Regions from separate parts of the Homo sapiens genome. Here regions 1 and 3 are each linked to region 2. Evidence: chromatin loops called from intact Hi-C (ENCODE). Cell type or tissue: Caco-2. All regions are shown on one strand. Each heading gives the region's core, and the rest is flanking DNA. Links, peaks and the distances in the headings are about the cores only.

Evidence for each region. Hi-C counts contacts between places; a loop is a spot of excess contacts. Peaks named below come from ENCODE experiments on the same cell type or tissue, not always from the same donor. Only the 100,000 strongest peaks of a DNase experiment are listed, where the experiment ranks them.
Region 1: it touches region 2 in a loop (5-fold over the local background); 1 of 110 quality-filtered maps calls a loop at or near these places.
Region 3: a loop joins it to region 2, with 10 times the contacts of the local background. A loop is called at or near these places in 1 of 110 quality-filtered maps.

The regions. Positions count from the first base shown.
Region 1 is chr15:94,039,562-94,047,193 of GRCh38, forward strand. All of the region lies in intron 2 of LINC01581 (long intergenic non-protein coding RNA 1581), which reads right to left. Among named protein-coding and RNA genes, the nearest start is that of LINC01581, 65 kb to the right of the region's middle. In Caco-2, for the core only: no CTCF peak of the experiment used is centred there; a DNase peak (open chromatin) is centred at 2,780.
Region 2 is chr15:94,107,038-94,114,669 of GRCh38, forward strand. LINC01581 (long intergenic non-protein coding RNA 1581) reads right to left here and starts at 901. Exons shown (of 9, transcript NR_120320.1): 1 at 842-901. In Caco-2, for the core only: no CTCF peak of the experiment used is centred there; a DNase peak (open chromatin) is centred at 3,934.
Region 3 is chr15:93,951,665-93,959,296 of GRCh38, forward strand. All of the region lies in intron 2 of LINC01580 (long intergenic non-protein coding RNA 1580), which reads left to right. All of the region lies in intron 6 of LINC01581 (long intergenic non-protein coding RNA 1581), which reads right to left. Among named protein-coding and RNA genes, the nearest start is that of LINC01580, 55 kb to the left of the region's middle. In Caco-2, for the core only: no CTCF peak of the experiment used is centred there; a DNase peak (open chromatin) is centred at 3,867.

The sequences.
Region 1 (7,632 bases), core at 877-5,876, 68 kb before region 2:
CACAGGATTAGAAAAACAATTCTAAAATTTATATGGAACCAAAAAAGAGCCCAAATAGCCAAAGTAATTCTAAGCAAAAAGAACAAAGTCAGAGTCATCACCCTACTCGACTTCAAACTATACTGCAAGGCTACAGTAACCAAATCACCATGGTACTGATATAAAACGGACACACAGACCAATGGAACAGAATAGAGAACCCACCTACAACAATCTGATCTTTGACAAAGTTGACAATAACAAGCGATGGGGAGAGAACTCCCCATTCAATAAATGATGCTGGAATAACTGGCTAGTCATATGCAGAAGATTGACATTTCACCCCTTTCTTACATCATATACAAAAATCAACTTAAGATGGATTAAAGACTTAAATGTAAAATCGAAAACTACAAAAAACCTAGAAGAAAACCTAGAAACTACCATTCTCGATATAGGCCTTGGCAAATATTTCATGAAGAAGTCTCTAAAAGCAATTGCAACAAGAACAAAAATAGACAAATAGGACCTAATTAAACTAAGGAGCTTGTGCACAGCAAAAGAAACTATCAGTAAACAGACAAACTACAGAATGGGAGAAAATATTTGTTATCTATACATTGGACAAAAGTCTAGTATCCAGAATCTATAAGGAACTTCAGCAAATTAACAAGCAAAAAACAGGCTCAAGCCTTTAATCCCAGCACTTTTTGAGGCCAAGGTGGGTGGATCACCTGAGGTCAGGAGTTTGAGACCAGCCTGGCCAGCATGGTGAAACCCTGTAATCCCAGCTACTCGGGAGGCTGAGTCAGGAGAATCGCTTGAACCTGGGAGGCAGAGGTTGCAGTGAGCTGAGATTGCGCCACTGCACTCCAGCCTGGGAGACAGAGCAAGACTCCATCTTAAAAACCAAACCAAACCAAACAAAAAAAAACAAACAACAATAACAAAAAAAAAAAACAAAAAAAAAAACAAGCAAAAACCAAATAACCTTACTAAAAAAAGGCCAAATGACATGAACAGACACTTCTTAAAAGAAGACATACACATGGCCAACAAACATATGAAAAAATGTTCAACATCATTAATCACTAAAGAAAAGCAAATCAAAACCGCAATGGGATACCATCTCACACCAGTCAGGATGGCTATTATTAAAAAGTTAAAAAATAACAGCTGTTGGCAAGGTTTTAGAGAAAAGGGAACACATTCTCTTCTGGTGGGAATGTAAATTCATTCAGCAACTATGGAAAGCAGTTTGGAGATTTCTCAAAGAACTTAAAAAACAGAATTACCGTTTGACCCAGCAATTCCATTACTGGGTATATACCCAAAGGAAAATAAATTGTTCTACCAAAAAGACACATTCACTTGCATATTCATTGTAGCACAATTCACAATAGCAAAGACATGAAATCAACCTTGCTGCCCATCAGTGGTGGACTGAGTAAAGAAAATGTGGTACATATACAACATGGACTACTGTACAGCCATAAAAAATGAAATCATGCCCCTTGTGGCCACATGGATGCAGTTGGAGGTCATTATCCTAAGCAAATTAATGCAGCAACAGAAAACCAAATATAACATGTTCTCACTTATAAGTGGGAGCTAAACACTGAGAACACATGGACACAAATAAGCAAACAACAGAAACTGGGGTCTACTTGAGGGTGCAGGGCTGTGGGAGTGTGAGGGTATGCTTACTACCTGGGTGACAAAATTATTTGTACATCAAACTCTGGCAACATGCAATTTACCCATATACTGCATATGTATCCCCGAACCTAAAATAAGAGTTGAAAATGAAAAAAAAAAAAAAGAGAAAGGTTTAAGAAACTATCTAATACAGAAAGTAAGAACACAGTGTTATGAAAGAGAATTAAAAAATAAGGAAAAGCTATTGAGACAATTAAAAATATAATTACAAAAAAAATAAGAAAATAGTAAAATAGAAATTGCCAGAAACTAAATTTTTGTCTAAAACATAAAGCCCAGAAAATTTCTCAAAACAGATTAAAAAGAAAAAAAAAACACCAAGTGCTAGCATGAGGAAAGTTAAATGTTACGAAAGATAAGTGTAGGAAGTATAATATCTGTTCAATAAAACTTCAGAAAGAGCAGAAATATTGAGGAAGGGAAATAATGACAGAAACAACAGTTTTCAAGAGTGAAAGAAAAGACTGAGTTATCAGTAAAAAAAAATCCACTGAATGTTCAGAACGATGATTCAGACATAAATAACGGATGGAATAGGGAATAATGTGGGCTCTCTTTAGATGGGTACTGATGAGGTGCCTCTATGAAAGGTGGCATTTGAGTTGACATGCAAAAGATGTGAAGAGTCAGGGTGAGAACATTTCAGGCATAGATGGGAGCTTCTGCAAAAGCTGAAGGCAGGAAAGTACTGGGTCAGCCAGAGGAATTCAAAGACTGAAATGGATCAAGATAAGGCTGAAGAGAAATCATTCACGGCTTTGTAGGCCAAGATAAAGTACTCAGAGGTTATTCCAGAAGGACAGGAACTATTAGAATATTTAAGGAGTAGAGTGTAAACTAAAAATAAGATCCTAAGCCCCCCAACTGACTGAATGAACAATCTCTTGGTCAAGGACATCCCCGAGTAACCTTGAAAACTGATTTCTAGGCCATGGCAAAATGGTAGGTCGGATTCACTTCCTGATATCCCCTCCGTCTCTAACAATGGTTAGCCTTTCTTCCCTAAGGGTCCAACAGAAACCAGCCCTTTCAAAAGGCTCCACCACTGATACTAACCAACTGCTTGACACTGCCCCTCCTTTTCTCCTGATAAGAGACCAGGGAGTGGCTCTAGCCAGTCTAGGGAGAATGCGCAGTAAGGATTGTAATGTCCTCTGCTTCATCTTTTGATGTCAGAGGCCAGAAAATTCCACTCTCAGGTCATAATAATGCTGCCATTTTTTTGAACATGGGACCCATGAAGGGGCATGAAGCCTAATTGAACATACACATATTTCTCCTTTCATAAATATTCATGACTCCTCCCAGCTTTTTGATTATGTATATTTGGCTACCCCACTCAGCATAAATTTCTTCCCATTGCCTCTCCCTCAAAGTGTCTGTTTTTGCCTTCTGGCCGGAGACTACGCATCCCAGCCTGTCAGAATGGCCACCCTGCAGGCCGCAACCCTTGATGAGTCATCCAGCTCTTTTTGCTAAGTTTATAAACCGAGTCATTCTTCACTTGGCAACAGTGATAAGATTCAATTCTTTTAAGAACCCATCTGTTTTGTAGGGAGTGTGTTAGGAAGAAGCCAACTGGAAGCAGCGTCTAGTTGTGGGATTCCATTTGGGAGCCGATGAGTCCTGAGCACTCTGCTGGCACTGGAGAGTCAAAGGAGTAGACCAATGTGCCCTGTATGTGGGAAGTAGAGTCCATAAAATATGCCTGATGAATTAGGAATAAAATGGAGAGAAAATAAGGAATCAAGGGTAACTACTGAGTTTATGGTTTGGGTACCGAAGAAAATGGTGGAATAATTTACCAAGACAGGGAAGCCAGGATGTTTAAAAATATGTATATCTGATAAAGGGGAAATAAATAATTCTTTTAGAGCTGCTTAAGTGTGAGACATTCAAGATCCATTTAAATGTTGATGGTGTGTGCAAGGGAGTGAGATAAGTATCTAAAATTCGGAGAGAATTCCAAGTTGCAGACATACATTAAGTTTTTTAAAAATAAATCGTTGAATCCAGTGCTTAAATCCACAAGAATAGATGAGATCACCTAGTGAGAAGGGTAACATTAGAAAAGATCCAAGGACTGAGTCCCCAGCAATCAGTATAGAGGTCAGGAAGAGGGACAGACCCCAACAACGGAGACCAAGAAGGGAGGGAAAAGAGGAGAGAGCTACCAGGAAGGCCAAGCTTGGAGACAAGAGGGTGTTTCAAGAGGAAGAGAGTGAGTGACTACATAACATAAGAGAGTGAATAACAGAAATGATTTAATTGATGGTTTAAATCATGTCTTTCCATTTAGTGGTAGGACTAAAAGCCAGACTGTATGGGATGGAGGCTTGGTTGGAGGTGAGGACAACTCTTTCTAAAAGATGCTCAAAAGAAGAGCCGAGAAACACTCAAGTATCTGGAGAGTTATATGTAATCAAGGGAGCATTTTTTTTTAAAGATGGATGTTTGTACACTGAAAGGCATGATACAATGCTGAAATTGTAGCAAAAAGAGAATAGTCCAAGGGGCAAAATCAATATATTTTTTAATTGATCTAATAAATTTCGCTAGGATTTTTAAAATCACATCCCTAAGTGAGGGCCAATGATACCAGAGCAAGAACAAATATTAAGGGTGTAGAGCTTATTGATAATGAAAGTGATGGAGTCCAGATTCCTCATTCTCTGTTCATCAGGCTTAAATCAAGAATAGGTTTTAGAAAACTGTTAGAATTCATAGTTTATGTGTTTTTTAAACAATTCTCTTGAATGAACCTTTATTCCTTACAAAGGTGTGTGGGGCTACTACAAGTAGTCATAGGCCCCAGTGAGAAATGTTTTGTTAACACCCCTTTGGGGAGGCTGAGCCACTTAACAAGAATATCTTCTCAAGAATTATTTGTGAGGCCACTGGGGGTGGGTCAGATTCTACATAGAAAGACGTTAACAAGCATTAACGAGTTCATTTAATATTGGACTCATCTTGAATGTTTTTATTGAGTTGTTGGTTTCATAGTGGAACCATGAATTTCTTAAAGTCAAGAACCATAGGCTATTATTCCTGTGGATCCATCATCTAAACCAAGCCCTGGCACTTAGTGGCTCTCATTAAATATTGATTGAGTGATGAAGTGAATAAATGAATTCAATGACTAAAGTCATTAAAATGGGAGATCCTATAAATGCACACCCATGGCTCATATAGGTAATGTTGTTCATATTGGTGAAAATCATGCACCCTAGAAATGGAGACATTTTCAATTTTAAATCTTACCCATTATCTTCTCATGTGCCCCTATTATAGATATAGACATATAGATGATGATGATGATGATGAAGATATATAGATAGTAAGATAGATAGAAAAACAGAGTTAACCTATGACAAAATTTTTTTCCATCCTGTTTCTCTTAATGATTTATAAGGACCTATCATTATGAAATATTTTGTTTGGGTTAAATATTATTTAGACCATAACAATAGTAATAATAGTACTATAAAGGGCCTTCAAAAAGTTAGTGGAAAATTTGAGTGAAATCATAAAATTAAAAATATAAACTTTAGTTTTCAATGTAAACTCCATCAAGTTCAAGATAATTTTGTAAGCAATGATACCAGCCACTTAGTCCATTCCTAAAGAACTGAAGGTCCTGGGAATTTAACCATGTCAATGCAGTCTTTTAAACATAATTAACTAAAGAAAAATGGGTTCCCTTTAAAGATATTTTTAAGATTAGGAGACCAAAAGAAGTCAGAAGGAGCCAAATCAGGGCTGTAAGGTGGCTGCCTTATGATCTCCCATAGAAACTCTCACAAAATTGCCCTTTTTTGGTGGGAGAAATGAGCAGGAGCATTGTCGTGGTCGAGAAGGATCCTCTGATGAAGCTTTCTTAGACATTTTTCTGCTAAAACTTTGGCTTTCTCAAAACACTCTCATAATAAGGAGATGCTATCATTCTTTGGCCCTCCAGAAAGTCAACAAGCAAAATGCCTTGAGCATCCCACAAAATGGTTGCCATGACCTTTGCTCTTGACCGGTCCACTTCTGCTGTGGCTGGGCCACTTCTACCACTTGGTAGCCATTGCTTTGATTGTGCTTTGTCTTCAGGATCATACTGGTAAAGCCATGTTCCATCTCCTGCTACAGTTCTTCAAAGAAATCCTCCAGGATCTTGATCCCGCTTGCTTAAAATTTCCATTGAAAGCTCTGCCGTTGTCTGCAGCTCATCTGGGTGCATGGTTTTGGCACCCACTGAATGGAAAGTTTGCTCAACTTTAATTTTTCAGTCAGAACTGTGTAACCTGAACCAGTTGAGATGACTGTGGACTTGGCTGTTGTTTCTGCTGTTAATCATTGGTCCTCTTCAATTCAGGCATGAACAAGTTTCATTGTTTTCCTCAAAGATTGTTGTGGATGGTTTGTGGCTGCAGGCTTCGTCTTTAACATTGTCTTGTCCCTTCTTAAAACAAGTTATTCATTTGTAAACTGCTGGTTTCTTTGGGACATTGTCCCATAAACTTTTCTTTAAAGCATCAATTATTTCACCATTCTTCCACCCATGCTTCATCATAAATATGATGTTTGTTCTTGCTTCAATTGTAGCCAAATTCACGTCGCTCTGAGAGAAGCTCTTTTCAAAGTGATGTCTTATCCTTCTTAGTGCCTCAATCTAGGTCCTATTTAGATGTGTTATAACAAGTTAGTATGAGATTATTTTGGTGCAAAAATTTTGGGGTCAATGGATAGTTTCTTCCATAATACGCATTTTCCATGAACTTCTTGAAGACCTCTCATATTTATTGAGTATTGCCCATGCATTAGAACATTTCATACCTCACACATTTGTGCACTTAATTTTCAAAATAATTTCCAAAAATATAATTATAATCTGCATTTTGCAGATGAGAAAACATGACTTATTAAAGCCTTGTGGTTGCCCCCAAGATCACAGAACTAACAAATTATAATTGACTGAGGGGTTGGAAGCCAAATAGAGTCTGAGATCTTTATTTTATTTTATTCTATTTTATTTTGAAACAGAGTCTCACCCCGTCAACCACGCTGAAGTGCATTGGTGTGATTTCAGCTCACTCCAACCTCCATTTCCCAGGTTCAAGCAATTCTTGTGCTTCAGTCTCCCATGCACCTTACAGGTGCACGCCACCACACCGGGCTAGTTTTTGTATTTTTAGTAGAGGCTGGGTTTCACCATGTTGGCCAGGCTGGTCTCAGAACTCCCAACCTCAAGTGATCCACCCACTTTGGCCTCCCAAAGAGTCTGAGATCTTAAATGCAGAAATGTAAGTATCACTGAACCCTAGAAATATACATCTCTAATGTTGTGGTGAATGTGCGATTGGCCCAAGGCAGCCCAGGTTTGGTGAGCTGGAGTGGGACTGAAGGGGAGGAAGACAAGGCTACCAGTTAAGTTATAGAAAGTAGAGGCTCAGGAACCCAGCGAGGTAGGTCAGAGCTCCACAGAAAAAACAGACTACTCCAGAAGCAAGCTTAACCTATTTCAAAATGTGCCTGTGACCAGCCCTTTGTCTTTGACTTGCGCTACTCAACCAGGGCCCATACTGGAAAGATAATTTATGATGCTGGAGGGACATGAGCCCTTTTGCAAAGCCGGCAAGATGGGAACAAGGACTTGTACTTTCCTGAGTAGTTCTGGGTGTGTTTCCAAAGCTCCAGACAATTTTAAGCAGCTTTGGGGTTTCTTTGCTCCGAATGCTGACTTCATTTTAGAGATGAACTTCTGTTTTATGAATTTACTATAGGAAATAAGGATGTTAGAGAAATGGTAGAATATTCCACAGGGGCAGGGGGATTCTGGAAATCTCCACAGATAATCTAGTCTGGAAGCTTTCAAAAGACATATTTTACTTGTTAGGAAATTTACTTATTTATTAATATATTCACTTGACCCTCCCTGCCATGCATTCC
Region 2 (7,632 bases), core at 1,617-6,616:
AGGCGTAAGCATGTGTGTCCTTTGCTTGCAAAAAGTTACTATCTCTTTCTTCTAAGGCTGAACAAACATCCTTTCAATGATAGTACAAAATGAAGACACTCAATGTTTCTTCTCACAAGATGTGCAAAAATGCAAAATACCCATGCAAGATTGTCTTCCAGCAGGTCTTATGTCCAAACTTTACAGAAATTACTTCCCATTCCTGGATCTTATATTTTCATATCTTTAAAGGTATTAAACTGGATCAAATTCAAGGTCATTTCGTGGCAACAAAAACAAAATGATTATTTCTTTTTTTAAAGACCAACCTTGTGAAGATTCTGCTCTTCAAGGTCTTACAATCTCAGGTCACGCTTACCTTCAAATGATCACTGCTGGTTGGCATTTTAAACACAGGCACACACCAATTCAAAGTATCAGTACCTCCACAAGAGTGATGTTTCATTTCTAATTTTTTGTGGGAAAGCCCAGTAAAGTGGAAGGTAATATTGGGAGGAAAACTGAGCTGTGATTGAAGCAACACATATATCTTATTTCTTCTACCATCTCAGATTAATTGTAAATGCATTTTCTTTAATCCAAATACATGGAAAATAGACTGTGAGTGTAATCTCTGTTGAAAATTTCCTTACTTTTAATCTTTTCCCCTCACTCTCATTGTGAACTTGTTCTGGGAGTGAAATAATTTGTTGAAATAGAAACTTTGCAAGAGAAAGTTTGCTGATTCCTGCAAAAGAAGCCAGGTCATTAGGCAAAGACCTAATGCATCTGCTACCAGTGGCCTTGGTAACCTGCCAGTGTAAACCACAAAGTGCTCATGATGGTAGTGGCTTTCTGATACCTGTGATCTGGACAGCCATGCTAGTCTGCTGACACTGGATTCAGAAGGGTCACCTTTCATGTCTGGGTTTCCCCGACAACGTCAAAAATGCCACTGTTCCAGCTTTCAATTCCATAGAACCCTTGTCTATTAGGGTTTCAAAGCTCCATGAAAATCATTCATATTGGCAGGGCGCAGTGGATCACGCCTCTAATCCCAGCGCATTGGGAGGCCGAGGCAGGTGGATCACCTGAGGTCAGGAGTTCAAGACCAGCCTGGCCAACATGGTGAAACCTCATCTCTACTAAAAATACAAAAATTAACTGGATGTGGTGGCAGGCACCTGTAATCCCAGCTAATCTGGAGACTGAGGCAGAAGAATTGCTTGAACCTGGGAGACTGAGGCAGGAGAAGTTGCAGTGAGATGAAATTGCACCACTGCACTCCAGCCTGTGCAACAAGAGCAAAAAAACAAGAGCAAAAAAGGTGTCACACCTTTCCCCAAGGGAAGATTAGCAGAAGTTTACCTAGAAGCAAGCACTGAGGCCTCTGAGTATATAACATTGCCAGAACAGCTCTGTCCTATATCATTCTCGAGCTGGGCTCAGATACACCAACCCATGAGGCCTGGGTTAATTTTTTGCCTAGCTCAGTATTGGTGTGGATGGGTTGTGCCCCGGCCATCATTTTACTACCTACCATCCAATTATAGCTGTCTTCTATCTTTTCTCTATGTTTACTCTACTCTTATAACAGGTTTCTGCCTGTCATCCTCACAATGGGTACCAGATATCACCTTCTTCCTACATGCCTGCCAGAGCCAACATATACAGATACGCAGATTTTGAACTTCAGAATTCAGCAAGGCACCTTCAGACAGACTACTCACAGAGTTTTACGGTGCCCAATCTACACAACCACACCTGGTAGCGTTCCTGGCCTTTGTGAAACAATTTACATGGCTTTGTGCATATAATGCTCACAACAATCCCATTAAGGTAGGCATTATTATCTAAATTCTCACAAGAGAACACTAAGCACAGAGAGGTTACATTCCCCAACGATTCACAGCTACTACATAACCAAGCTAAGAGATATGTCTGGACAACTGCATCTGAGGCTTTCAAAAATTTTTAAAGCCAAATCAGCTTTTGCTCAGTGAAGCGTAAGCAAAAACACAACTAAAACAGAACAAAGTTGAGCAGCTTCCCTCTGATTTGTCCCATCTTCTCTTCCTTCCCCAGGCCCACTAAGGATTCCCAAGGGCTCTTAAATGATCCTTGGTTGCTGACTTTTTCTGGGCTAGACAGAGGAATCCACTGAACCCTTGTAAGGTTATTGTTACAAGGGTATTTGTACAGCTCTTGATAATCTCCTTTCTATACAGTCTAGAGCTTTCTACCTTCTCCCTACAATCAATGCTTCACGTCTCCCAGTTGCTGGCTGCACCTGTTCAATAGACTCTTTTTGTTGAGTTTCACTGAAGCCAAGATAAATGTGCTTCTTTGTTACCATCATCTCATTACAAATCAGACAGAATTCTCCAAGCCCCTTTGAACATGAACATCTGGAATACAGCCTACTTTCCATGCCTGGAGAGGAGCCTTTGAGGATACAGATCCCTCTAACTCCAGGCATTTGGGGACCCAACTACATCTCTCTTTGCACCCTCTCTTCTTGCTTAAATCTAAATAAGCCTCTTGGTCAAAAGCAGAGCCATAGTGCATCAGCACCAAGCTCCTCACTAAGAGAAGGCCTTTTTACTAATTCACAGAGCTCACTTAATGGTGAGGCTGGTTTTAGCCCTTGCAAAGTACATAAGGCATGGAAACATTTTCCCTTCACTTGGTTACCTCCTGACAACCCATAGACCCAAACAGTTCACTAGTCTGCCACTTCTCTGACTCTACAGGATGGGTTGGGTACCCCTCGGTAAACTCAGTCCTTCTCGCATCATAGCATTTAACTCTCTGTCTTGTGGCTCTCTGCGTATTTGTTCCTCCCCAACTAGACTCCCAACTCCAGGAGAAAATGGACTTTATCTTCTTTGTTCAACACTCTACCCATGCCCCTTGCACTGAACCTGACATATAGTAGGTGCTCATTAAAGATCAGTTGAGTGAATGAATTATTGTGAATTATTGGGTTACAAAGTACTAGTTAATGATTTATATTTCTAGTGGTAATAATAACTATGTATTTAGATTGGATTTATTTTTAATTTTTAAACTTGTATTAAGTCTGGGAAGATAATTTTAACTCTCCTCTCAAAAATGTAAGTAACATTTGTTCTTTATTGTTGGGAATAATAATATAAATGGGTTTGAATTCAGTTTGCAATTCAAATAATTGACCATCTGTCTGTATCTGGTTGTAATTTTGAATTTGTCAACCATCTAAGCAGATTTGAATAATCCTTTAATGAATCTTTAATTTGCTTTAAAGAATGTGTTCTATTAAACTTATTCTATCATCCATTGTAAAAAGTTATTTAAATTTTGATGTAAATGTAATGTTTGTGCTTTGTTTAAACAGTCAACAGTCAACATTTCACTGTCTGAAAAACAAGTCTGACAGCAAGTATCTATTTTTATTATTATCAAAAGGTTTCTTTTTACTTTTAAAATATTGAACTTAAATACCAAAATTTTAATTAAATTTGGCAATGTGTACTTTTGCCTTGATGTCACATAATTTTATCTCCTCTAAAATTCCCCAAACTAAAACCCTAAGGTTTTCTTCCTCTACCAAATGTGACTGAGGTATAGAGTTTGAATCTCGGATTACAGTCTTTGTTCTTTGCAAAAGAACCACAGGTGCTATAGGTAGCCTCTTTGATCTCTTCAACTCACAGCCCCTACTTAGGTACCCATAGAGGGAAATATTTGAGAATTGAGTTTTGTCCACTTTGACTTCCCCTTGACAAACTGGTTCTCACATTATTTCCAGAGACAAATATTTTGAAAGTGAAGAACACAAGAGGTCACTAAATATTAGCTTTCAAAGACTTCTAGTCACATGATATTTGCTTGGGTTACCTCTTCTTGGAGTCTATATAAAGAATGATGTTTACTCTTGAACACTCTTCGGTGCTGAGGTGCTGCTGGGCAAAGAAATATGCAGAAAAGAATGTAAACATGGTTGGGGCTTGCTTGGTTTTGTAGATGCAGAAACTTTTGCTTGATTTAGGCAAGTCAGAACACTGAGAAGTAGAGAATGAGAAACACATAAGACTTTAAAGGCAAAAATGGTCTTACATAAAAATCAAAAGAGTAAAACATAACGAACATCTTCCTAACCCAGATTTTACACCAGGTCTGAGTTGATTTCTCACTACAACTTAAGAGTACAGCTACAACATTTTCTACTGGTCTAAAATAACTGAGAATTATTTAATTTACCTTATCCAACAAACATGAAGTGATAGGCCTAGTGAATCAGAGTTTTAAGTCAATTAAGTATAATTTGTAACTGTCAGAAATCTAAGTTAACCATTCAGCCCCTCTCCCTGAAAATATTATTGGATGAAGTTAAACTTGAATAGCTTCCAGTAACTGAATTGTCCCAGATTAGTTCAGTTAACACTGCACGTGTTAAATGCTTATAAACTTTTACCTAAGATTTTTCCAAGGTGGTATGTGCATTTTGCTGCCTTCCTTACACACAGCATTTAAAACATAAACTTAACCTTTTATGACAATTCAAGTCTAAATTGGTATTGTTCTACTGAAAGCAATATGTTAAGATCTCAAACAGTCCAGGCTCAGAGATTTCTCAGCTGTGTGATAGTTGACAAATTATTTAATTTTTCGATCCTCTGCTTTCTTCTTAGTAAAATGAGAAATATACTTACTTGCCTGACTGCCAAAATGTCTGTGAGGGCAGTGAGGCAGCAAATGTGAAGGAAATGTACAAACAAGGCAATATTTTGCAGATACGAGAGCAGGGAAGTATGGGGAGGAGCAGTTAGATGGAAAACTTTATTACAGATAATATTTTGACAAAATTTTCAACTGTTTTTCAACTTTCATTGCTCTATGTAGGATCGTTTTCTTGATAAAGTTACATTAATTTTGTTTAAAAATTATGCCTTTAATTAAAAGAAACTTTTCCATATGTTATTATACTTTTTCTCGTTTGTCAACAAACATATTTGTGTTTTTATCCTCTTCTTATAATTTTTTTCAAAGAACTCTTAACCTAATAAAAAGAATAACATATAATTCTCAAGAGATTTCTATGTGCTAGGTACTATTTTCATCCCCATATTATAGATGAGGAAACTGAGGTACGCAGCCATTAGGTAGCAAAAGTAATTTTCCCAAGAGCAGACAATACAGATGAGCTTCAAGGCAAGCAGCCCGCCTCAGAGCCTATGCGCTTCACCCTTAAACCATCTAACAATTCAAAATTCTGCCATTATCTTTACCATTTCCTTCATCCCGCTTTCCTTACATTTACTCTGCAGGTTTGGGGAAGCACTTGTGATGATTACCTAATTCATTGCATTTCATTCTGTCCTGATAAGAATGAAAACATTTAAGAATGTAACTTATCCTCTAAATGTATCTCATTGCTGTTATTTTCTATATAACATTTATAAAAATTTATAATCACTATCTTCTTTTATTCAGATCAAGAATATCTATTAAATCATTAAATAAAAGTTTGTTGAACAGTTTTTACAATTCTTCAGATTTCATCTACAATTAAAACCAAATTAATTAAATTGTACAAGATCATATCAGTGAACATGGATAATTTGATTTCCTCTTTTCCAATTTGGATGCCTTTTATTTCCTTCTCTTGCCTGATTGTTCTGGTGAGGATTCTAGTACTATGTTGAATAAGAATGGTGAAAAATAAGCATCTTTATCTTGTTCTAGTTCTCAAATGCTTTCAACTTTTCCCCATTAAGCATAATATTGGCTGTGGATTTATTGTATATTGCCTTTATTATATTGAAGTATGTTTCTTCTATACCTAGCTTGTTGAGGATTTTTATGGTGAAGGATGCTAAATTTTATTGAATGGTGGTTTCTGCATATATCAAAATGATCATACGGTATTTGTCCTTAATTCTGTTTATGTGATGGATCACATTTATTAATTTTCATATGTTGAACAATCCTTACATCCCTGGGATAATTCCCACATGATCACGGTGTATTATATTTTTGATATGCTGTTGGATTTAATTTGCTAGTATTTGGATGAGGATTTTGGGTCTATGTTCATCAGGGATATTGATCTGTAGTTCTGTGGTTTTTTGGATGTGGTGTCCTTGTCTGGGTTTGGTGTAGGGTGATACTAGTCTTGTGGAATGAGATAGGGAGAATTCTCTCTTCTTCAATTTCTTTGAATAGTTTCAAAAGGATTGGTATTATCTCTTATCTGTTTGTTTTGTAGAATTCAGCTGTGAATCCATCTGGTCCTGGGCTTTTATTTTGTTGGGAGATTTTTTTATTACTAATTCAATCTTGCTACTCAGTATTGGTCTGTGCAGGAGTTTTATTTCTTTCTGCTTCAATCTCAGGAGGTTGTATGTTTCCAGGAATGTATCCATTTCTGCTAGGTTTTCTAGTTTGTGAACACATAGTTGTTCATAATAGTCTCTGATGATCTTTTGTATTTCTGTCGTATGAGTTGTAATATTACCTTTTTCATCTCTGATTGTATTTATTGGATCTTCTCTTTTCTTTTCTTGGTTAGTCTGGCTAGTGGTTTATCAGTTTTGTTTATCTTTTCGAATGACCTCAACTTTTTGTTTCATTGATCTTTTGTACTGTTTTATAAATCTCTATTTCATTTAGTTCTGATCTGATCTTTGTCATTTCTTTTATTGTGCTAACTTTGGATTTGGTTTGTTCTTGTTTTCTAGATTCTTGAGGTTCAACATTAAGTCGTAAATTTGTGATCTTTCTACTTTTATGATGTAGGTATTGAATGGTATGAATTTACCTTTTAACACTGCTTTTGCTATATCACAGATCTGGGTATGTTAAGATCTCATTTTCATTCATTTTAGATATCTTCAAAATTTCCATCTTAATGATCTTATATCTAGACAACCCTAAACACTCTGCCAAAAAATACTTAGATTTCATAAATGAATTCAGCAAAGTTTCAATATACAAAATCAATGTACAGGAATCAGTAGCATTTTTATACACCAATAACAATCTAGTTGAGGACTGACTCAACAAAGCAATCCCATTTATAATAGCTACAATAAAAAATAGAATGTATTAACCAAGGATGCGAAAGATCTCTACAAGGAGCACTCCGAAACACTGATGAAAGAAGTTGTGGATGACACAAACTAATGGAAAAAGATCACATATTCATAAATTAGAAAAATCCATATCATTAAGATGACCATACTGCCCAAAGCAATCTAAAGATTTGACATAATTTCTATTGAATTGCCAACATAATTTTCACAGAATTAGAAAAAATTTCTAAAATTCATATTAGACCAAAACAAAGCCTGAACAGCCAAAGCAATTCAAGGAAGAAAAAAAAGTTCAAGGTATCACATTACCTGACTTCAAATTATACCACAAGGCTATAGTAGCCAAAACAGTACTGGCATAAAAACAGAAACATGTATCAGTGGAACAGACTAGAGAACCAGAAATAAAGCCACATATGTACAACCAACTGGTCTTGGACAAAGTAAACAAAAATATATGCTGGAGAAAGGACACCTTATTCAATAAATGATGCTGGGATAATTGGATAGCCACATATGGAAGAATGAAACTGGACTTGTACTTCTCACCATACACAAAAAATAATTCAAGATGGAT
Region 3 (7,632 bases), core at 877-5,876, 160 kb before region 2:
TCCATCCCTACCTACATGTATCTATATCCATTTATCTATACCTATACCTGTATCTATCTTCTATCTATCTATCCATCCCTACCTACATATATCTATATCCATATATCTATAACTATACCTATATCTATCTATATCTATTTACCCATCCATCCATACCTACATATATCTATATCCATATATCTATGCCTATACCTATATCTATCATCTATCTATCTCTACCTATATATATCTATATCCATATATCTATACCTATACCTATATCCATCTGTCTATCATATATCTATCAATCAGCTATCTAGTCATCCATCCATACCTACATATATCTATATCCATATAGCTATACCTATACCTATATCTATCTTCTATCTATCTATCCATCCCTACCTATATATATCTGTATCCATATATCTATACCTATACCTATATCTGTCTATCTATCTATATCTATCCATCCCTACTTACGTATATCTATATCTGTATACCTATGCCAATACCTCTATCATCTATCTATCTAACATCTCTACCTATATATATCTATATCCATGTATCTATACCTATATCAATCAATCAATCTATCTATCTATCTATTCATCCTATTCATCATCCCTACCTACATACATCTATATCCATATATCTATACCTATACCTTTATCTATCTATCTGTCATGTATCTATCTATTCATCCATCCCTATCTACATATATCTATATCCATATATGTATACCTCTATCTATCTATCTAATCTATCTCTGTCAGCTTGCTATGACAGCTTTTTGCTGTTTTTATATATTCTAAATTGTTTTCCTAAAGTCTTATACCAAGTGTCTAAATTACTAAAAACACTGAGCAAGTCAGTACAGCACAATCCACGCTAGCTACAAATGGCATTGTTTAGTGGTCATCAGGCATAGGGTGCAAATTCTTAGAGAACCTTTCTAAACATCATATTGATTTCTATTCTCTGCTCTCTTCTTCGGGCTTCTCAGAGCAGAATCATCTCACTTGTCCTTGAAGGGATGAAGAGAGTTTAAGATGGAAAGTTCAGCTCATGTGCTTTTATAATAAGATGTATGCGAGGTTCACTCATGCAACCCACTGTGCCATTGGGAAATGCAGGAATGGGCATGCAGGACTTTCATAGCTCAGATATGCTCAGGAGCAAGTCATGCAGCACAATTGACTAGTAGGAAACAAAAGGGAGAGGGGATGGTATCAGTAGAATGAGAGACGGGGAAAATACCGACTCCAAGGGATGACTCTTCTAGGGAGCTAAGCTATTCAATAAAGCATGCATTGAGCCCAGATACAGTTTGGGACACTGTTGGTGAAGACCTTGGCCACTGGGTAGCATTGCTCTGTCAAACCACATACAAGGCCTGTGGGTAAAGGGAGAATCTAGCAAGGGATAGATAGATGTCGAGCTCTAGACAAACCAGGCACAGTTTAGAGTAAACCTCTAGTAACAAGAAGGAATTAAAATTTCTGGCATGGAAAAGTTTACATTCTAGTGAAATAGATAGACATAAAGCAAACATAAATAAATATAAGTAAACCAAAGAGTAGTCTAAATGTTATGAAGAAAAGACATAGGTAGTTCCGTAGAACTTTCTGTAATAATGGAAATGTTCTATATCTGTGCTTTCCAATCTGGTAGCTAATAGCTGCAAGAGGCTGTTGAGCACTTAAAATGTAGCTTAGTGTGACAGAATAATTTTTTATGTTATTTAATTTTAGTAAATTTAAATTCAATAGCCACAGTTGGCTAGTGGTTACTGTATTGAACAGTGTAGCTCTATAGCATCATAAATTTCTCTATTGCAGGATTTAATGCACATTTATAGTTCCGTATTTATCTCTGTGATTCTTTGTTTAAGGCAAGCATCATTTACATTTTGTCTGTTGTTGATTCTCTAATGCATAGCATAGCACCTTGCACATAAATAGTTGTTCTATTGGCAGATCACCTGAGGCCAACATGGTGAAACCCCGTCTCTACTAAAAATACAAAAATTAGCCAGGCGTGGTGGCAGGTGCCTGTAATCCCAGCTACTCGGGGGGTTGAGGCAGGAGAATCGCTTAAACCCAGGAGGCAGAGGTTGCAGTGAGCCGAGAATGTGCCATCGGGCTCCAGCCTGGGGGACAAGAGCAAGAGTTCATCTCAAAAAAAAAAAAAAGTTAAGTGAATGATTAAAAGTGAAAAACTAGAAGACATAAGAAATATGCCAGTGCCTCAATATATAGAAACAAGAATAGTTCTACATCTCTCAAGACAGTGGAATAAGTTTGTTACTGGTTTTCCTACTCTTTTAAACAGTGGCTCAAAAACAAAACAGGGCTGGACGGTTTTGATGACTTGGAGGGGAGGCGTGGAAAAATGAGATCCTGGTAGTGATTGAGATATTTGGAGCTACACCTGGCGTGTTGGTTTGAAGTGGGGCCAAAGAGCCGGGTTTCCTACATGTATCCTAGGAAGGCCAGAGCTTTGGAGACAAAGTGGTACCTGGCTCTGAACGTCTAGAAATTCCTTATTCTCTGAGCCTCTTTTTTTTTCAAAAATGTAAAATATACCTACCTCATTAGGTTTTTCTGTGAGCTGTAAGATATTCATATTGCTTACCATACATTAATAAGCACTGAATAGCTTTGAATGCTTAATAGCTCCTTGCTGCTATTACTTTTATTCACTTCTCACAGTGCTCACCCTGACATCCATATTTTCAAAAATTCTTATGGAATATGGGATTCTAAAGGAATATGTGTCACTGACACATAGAATCCTTGCTGAGCTAGATGTACCTCTTCACACAGTCATATTCACATAGAGAATCTAGAAAGTTGCTTTGTTATTACTGAACGGAATCACAACCTATGTAGCAGGCTGGAAATACCCTTGCTCATGCATCTATTTTTTTTCTCATATCTTCGATTTCTATCTGAGGAAGTGTTTTCAGTCTTTAATGTAATATCCTCAGTAGTAAGAGGTTTCAAAAACACAACCAGGGCAATTCCTTAAGAAGTTTAAATACTCTTCAATGAATATTCCAATATTTTAAAATAAGATATATTGCAGAAGACACAAAAATACTTCATGGTAATTTTCTTCGATAAGCAAATAGTGGAATCTTATCCAAATAAGCCAGGCTTTAGCTATAGATTCTTCACATTTCCAGTCCGGGTCAGTTCTGTAATTATATTTTTCACAGTGTATAAGATGATGTTCATGGATATTTCGATGAAGAGTGAGATATTCCTCATTACAATTATTCCCATGCGATGTTTATTTCATTCTTTATCAGGAGCTGTTTTGTCATCACCTTAAGCAAGAAAGTCATTGTTCACATTAGTGCCACGTTTTGACACATTAGTGCCACGTTTCTTTTAGCATTTCTCCTTCTTGAATGCCTGGACCTGTTTCTGAAGGCAAAGGCGGATGATTGTTTATCTGCCTGTGTATAAAAGGCAATTGCTTTCGGCACTTCATTTGTACTATTGTCAGATAGGATCATGTTACAGCCCTGCCTCCCTTGTTGGTCTGTATACTGGTAAACTGTGTGGCTGTTCCCTGCCTAACCAGCTTGCTGCTTTAAGGTGACCTGTCCTGAAATCCCAGACAAACACATTTCGTGATACAAGTTCTGCCCTCATTTCTATCTCAGAGCTATGTGTCTGGACCCTATGACTCTGCACCCTCTCATAGCTGAAGAGTGTTATCAAGAGTAAACACTCAGGATTGATAATGGTCTTTCAAAGGTCTAAAAACACACCCACAGTCCAATGACCTATTGAAAGGAGGATGAGTGGTTTCTTTTGATATCGGGCTGCTGGACAGACTTTAGTGAGTGAAAGATTATGCTGCTTATTTACCTGGAAAAAATCGACGTCATAAGGATGCCCCCAGGCCAGTGGGGAAATGTCCACTCTGTGTACATTGTATAGGGATTAAGACACAGCCTCCAAAGTCAAACCTACTTGTGACTGAATCCTGGCTGCACCACTTAATGTATGTGAAAGCATTGGCAAGTTGGTTAATCCCTGCCTGACTCAGTTTCACCATCTGTTAAATTGAAGTAAAAATAGTACTTAGCCCCTAGGGTTCTTAAAAGGATTCTATGAGTTATTACGTTGAAAGGGTTTGAATGAGTACTGACCCATAGTAAGTGTTCAATACATATTTCTGTTATTGGCTTAGCTTTCTATTTTCACCATTATGGTACTTAACAATGAACGATCACTTCTCATGCGTTTGTGAGTTGGTCTGGTGGATTCTCCACTGGTCTTGTTAGAGCTCTCTCATCCTACGGGGGGCTCAGCTCTGTAGGATGGCAGGACAGGCTGCTATGGCTGGGTCTGTTTCCCCAAGTGCTTTTTTCTTCTGGATTTCTTTAGGGCATGTTTTGTCAGTGTCCAACAGGTTAGAACAGAAGCTGCATACCTCTTAAATTCAAGGTTTGGGAGTCACACAACATTCTTTAATTTTCATTTTCTGGATTAAAGTATATCCCAAAGTCAGTTCAGATTCCTGCGAGGGGAAAACATTCCCTCCTATTTTTTTATGGCAGAAGTGGTAAGATTACACTGCAAAAGAGATGTGCATACAGGGAAGGGTAGAATTATCACAACCACCTTTATAGACAAACTACTAAAACATCTGATAGCCCCAAGTCACAATTATCTATCTATGCCCGTGACTATGTAGGCAGTGAACAACTAAAGACCAACCAATGGAGGGTGCAGTATCACCCTGTATAGTTCACACAGTCCAGCCTGCCTTTCTCTCATTTGTTCGTTATATCCTGGCCCTTGCTGTGGGTCTCTGCAGTTCTTCATGCAAAGTCAATAGCCTCAACAGCCAGAATCACAGCATCATGGTTTCTGAATGTGACCAATGACTAGGGTCACAGAGAAATGACTTGCCTCACCTAGTGTCAGATCTTATTATTAGCAGAGGTTAAGACCAGGTCTCCTCATTGCTCATGACAGCTTCTCTTCAATGTAACATAACTATCTGTTTTGCAAACTTTTATCTGGCCTCTGCAGAAGATTTTTGCTAGTTCGGAAGTAGTAAGTTCAGAAAGGAATGAAGATAAATAAAATTAGAAAGTGGGACTGTGCCCAATAGTTTACACATAGTAGATAGGTATAGTGGAGAGTTAATGAGTATTGGTTCAACTAAATGCACACCTAGATATTGAGATTCAAGAACCACTCCTACTGTTCTGCATTTTGCTTGTTGCTGCTGCAATGCCACCATTCAGATTTGCACTGCTTGGCCATTAAAGTGATAGGGAATTGTGTGTGGTTTTACAATGACACTGTGATTTAGCCATCTCAGTTTCAGTCAGGAGCAAGAGAACCATTTAAGATAATAATATTAGCATATACATAGAACTTTTGATCTTCAAATCTCTTTAAAGGCATTAGCAAATTAATTTTCCCAGAACTCTTAAGAAGCAGGTAATTATTTTTACAGTCGGAGAGAATAAATCTGACTATGTATTGACCTGCAGAGGCTACCCGATGAAGCAATGCCAGCTAGGGCTCAAGTCCACCCGCTTGTCTCCTCTTGCTCACCAACACATCCATCACAGGACTCTCAAGCATTCCCAGATCATTATGATGAGATTAAATCTCACCAACATTTATTGGAAATATTTATTATGGACTCAGCAACTCTTTAGAGTTCCAATTGGGTGGAGAGGAGGGAGGATAAAGAAGATATCATTTCTGATTTTAAACACCATTAACCACCCAAAGCTACCAGGAATACATGGAGAAATGGCTGGGTCAGGAAAAGGACAGAATGAATGTGTAACATCTTGCTGTGCTGGAAAGCAATGAAGTGCTCAGAGGCTGATGCAGACATGTCAAAAGGAGGATGAACTAACTTGAAGGGACTCCAGCTGGTCAACGTTAGGGCAATACGTCTATAAAATAGAATAGAGATAGATCAATTATAACATATTGAATGAAAAAGAATAAAGGTGTCCATAGTGATACGCAAAGAAAACGGAGTGGAGAGTGAGCTCACTTTCATGAAGGATGATAGCTAATGAAGCTAAAGAAGAAATGATAAAATAAGATAGCAAGCATTTGTTAGAAATGGAACACTCATATAGTATCAAAATATTGCCCCTTAGATTACTTATTAATTATCTATGGAAAAGATATTGTCTTAGTTTATTTGGCCTGCTAGAACAAAATACTGTAGATTGCATAGCTTATAAATAATAGCCACTTATTTCTCACAGTTCTAGAGGTGGGGGAAGTTCAAGATCAAGGCGCCAGCAGATTAAGTGTCTAGTAAGGTCTGCTTTCTGGTTTATGCACGTGTTCCCACTGTGTTTTCACATGGTGGAAGGTGCAAACAAGCTCCCTCAGTCTTCTTTTGTAAGGGCACTCATTGCAGTCATAAGGGCTCTGTCTTCATGATCTAATTACCCCTCAAGGTCCCACATTGGGGCTTAGAATTTCAACAGATGAATTTGTGGGAAGTCAAAAACATTCAGACCATAGAAGGCGTGTTTACAACGGAGATATCTAGCAGACGCCACCTGAACCAAGTGACCAACCAAAATAATGAAACAACCTGACATCATAAGCTTCTGACTAGTTGCAGCAGGAAAGAATGCAACATCATCTATGTTGCTTATTTTTACTGCCTCATGAAAGTATGACTTACGTACCATAAAATCCACTCAATTTAAGTGTATAATTCAATGAGTTTTAGTAAATTTATATGGAGTTAAACAATCATCATCACAATCCAGTTTTTTAGAACCTTCCCTTATCCCCCAAATATTATCTACAGCCTGTTTATGGTCAATCCCTGCTCCTATAAGCAGCCACAGGCAACCACTAATAGGTTTGTATCTCCATAAATTTGCATTTACTGAATATTTCATACAAATAGAACATACAATATATGTTTTTAAGCCTAAACTTCAATAGGTATAATAATTGAGGTTTGTACATATTGTAATATGCATTAATATATTATTCTATTTTATTGAAGAATAGTATTCATTGGATGTATACATCATATCTGTTTATCCATTCACCAGTTGATGGAAATTTGGATTGTTTCTAGTCTTTGAGTGTTGGAAATCATGTTGCTGTAAACATTTGTGTATAAGCTTTTGTATAAGCTATTCAAACTTTAAACATTTATTTTTGCATCAGTTTTGGTAATTTGTATCTTTGTAGGAACTTGTTTATTTCATCTGAGTTATCTAATTTGGTGTCATAAAGTTGTTCATAAAATTCTCTTATGAGAATTTTAATTCCTGTAAAGTTGATGATGATGTCTTCTTTTTCATTTCTGATTTTGGTTAATTTGTGTCTCTTTTTTTCTTTCTTAATTGGTCTAGCTAAAATCTTGTGAATTTTGTTGATCTTTTCAAAGAAATTTTATTTTGTTGATTTTCTCTATTATTTTTGTTTTCTATTTCATTTATTTCTAATATAATATTTATTAATATTTAATTTGTTTTTAAGTTAGTTTACTGTTTTCTAGTTTCTTAAGGTGGAAGTTTAGTTTATTGATTTGAAAACTCTTTTTTTTCAGATATAGGTGCTTAAAGGTAAACATTTCCCTTCAAGCACTGGTTACCTAAATTCCATAAATTTTAATATA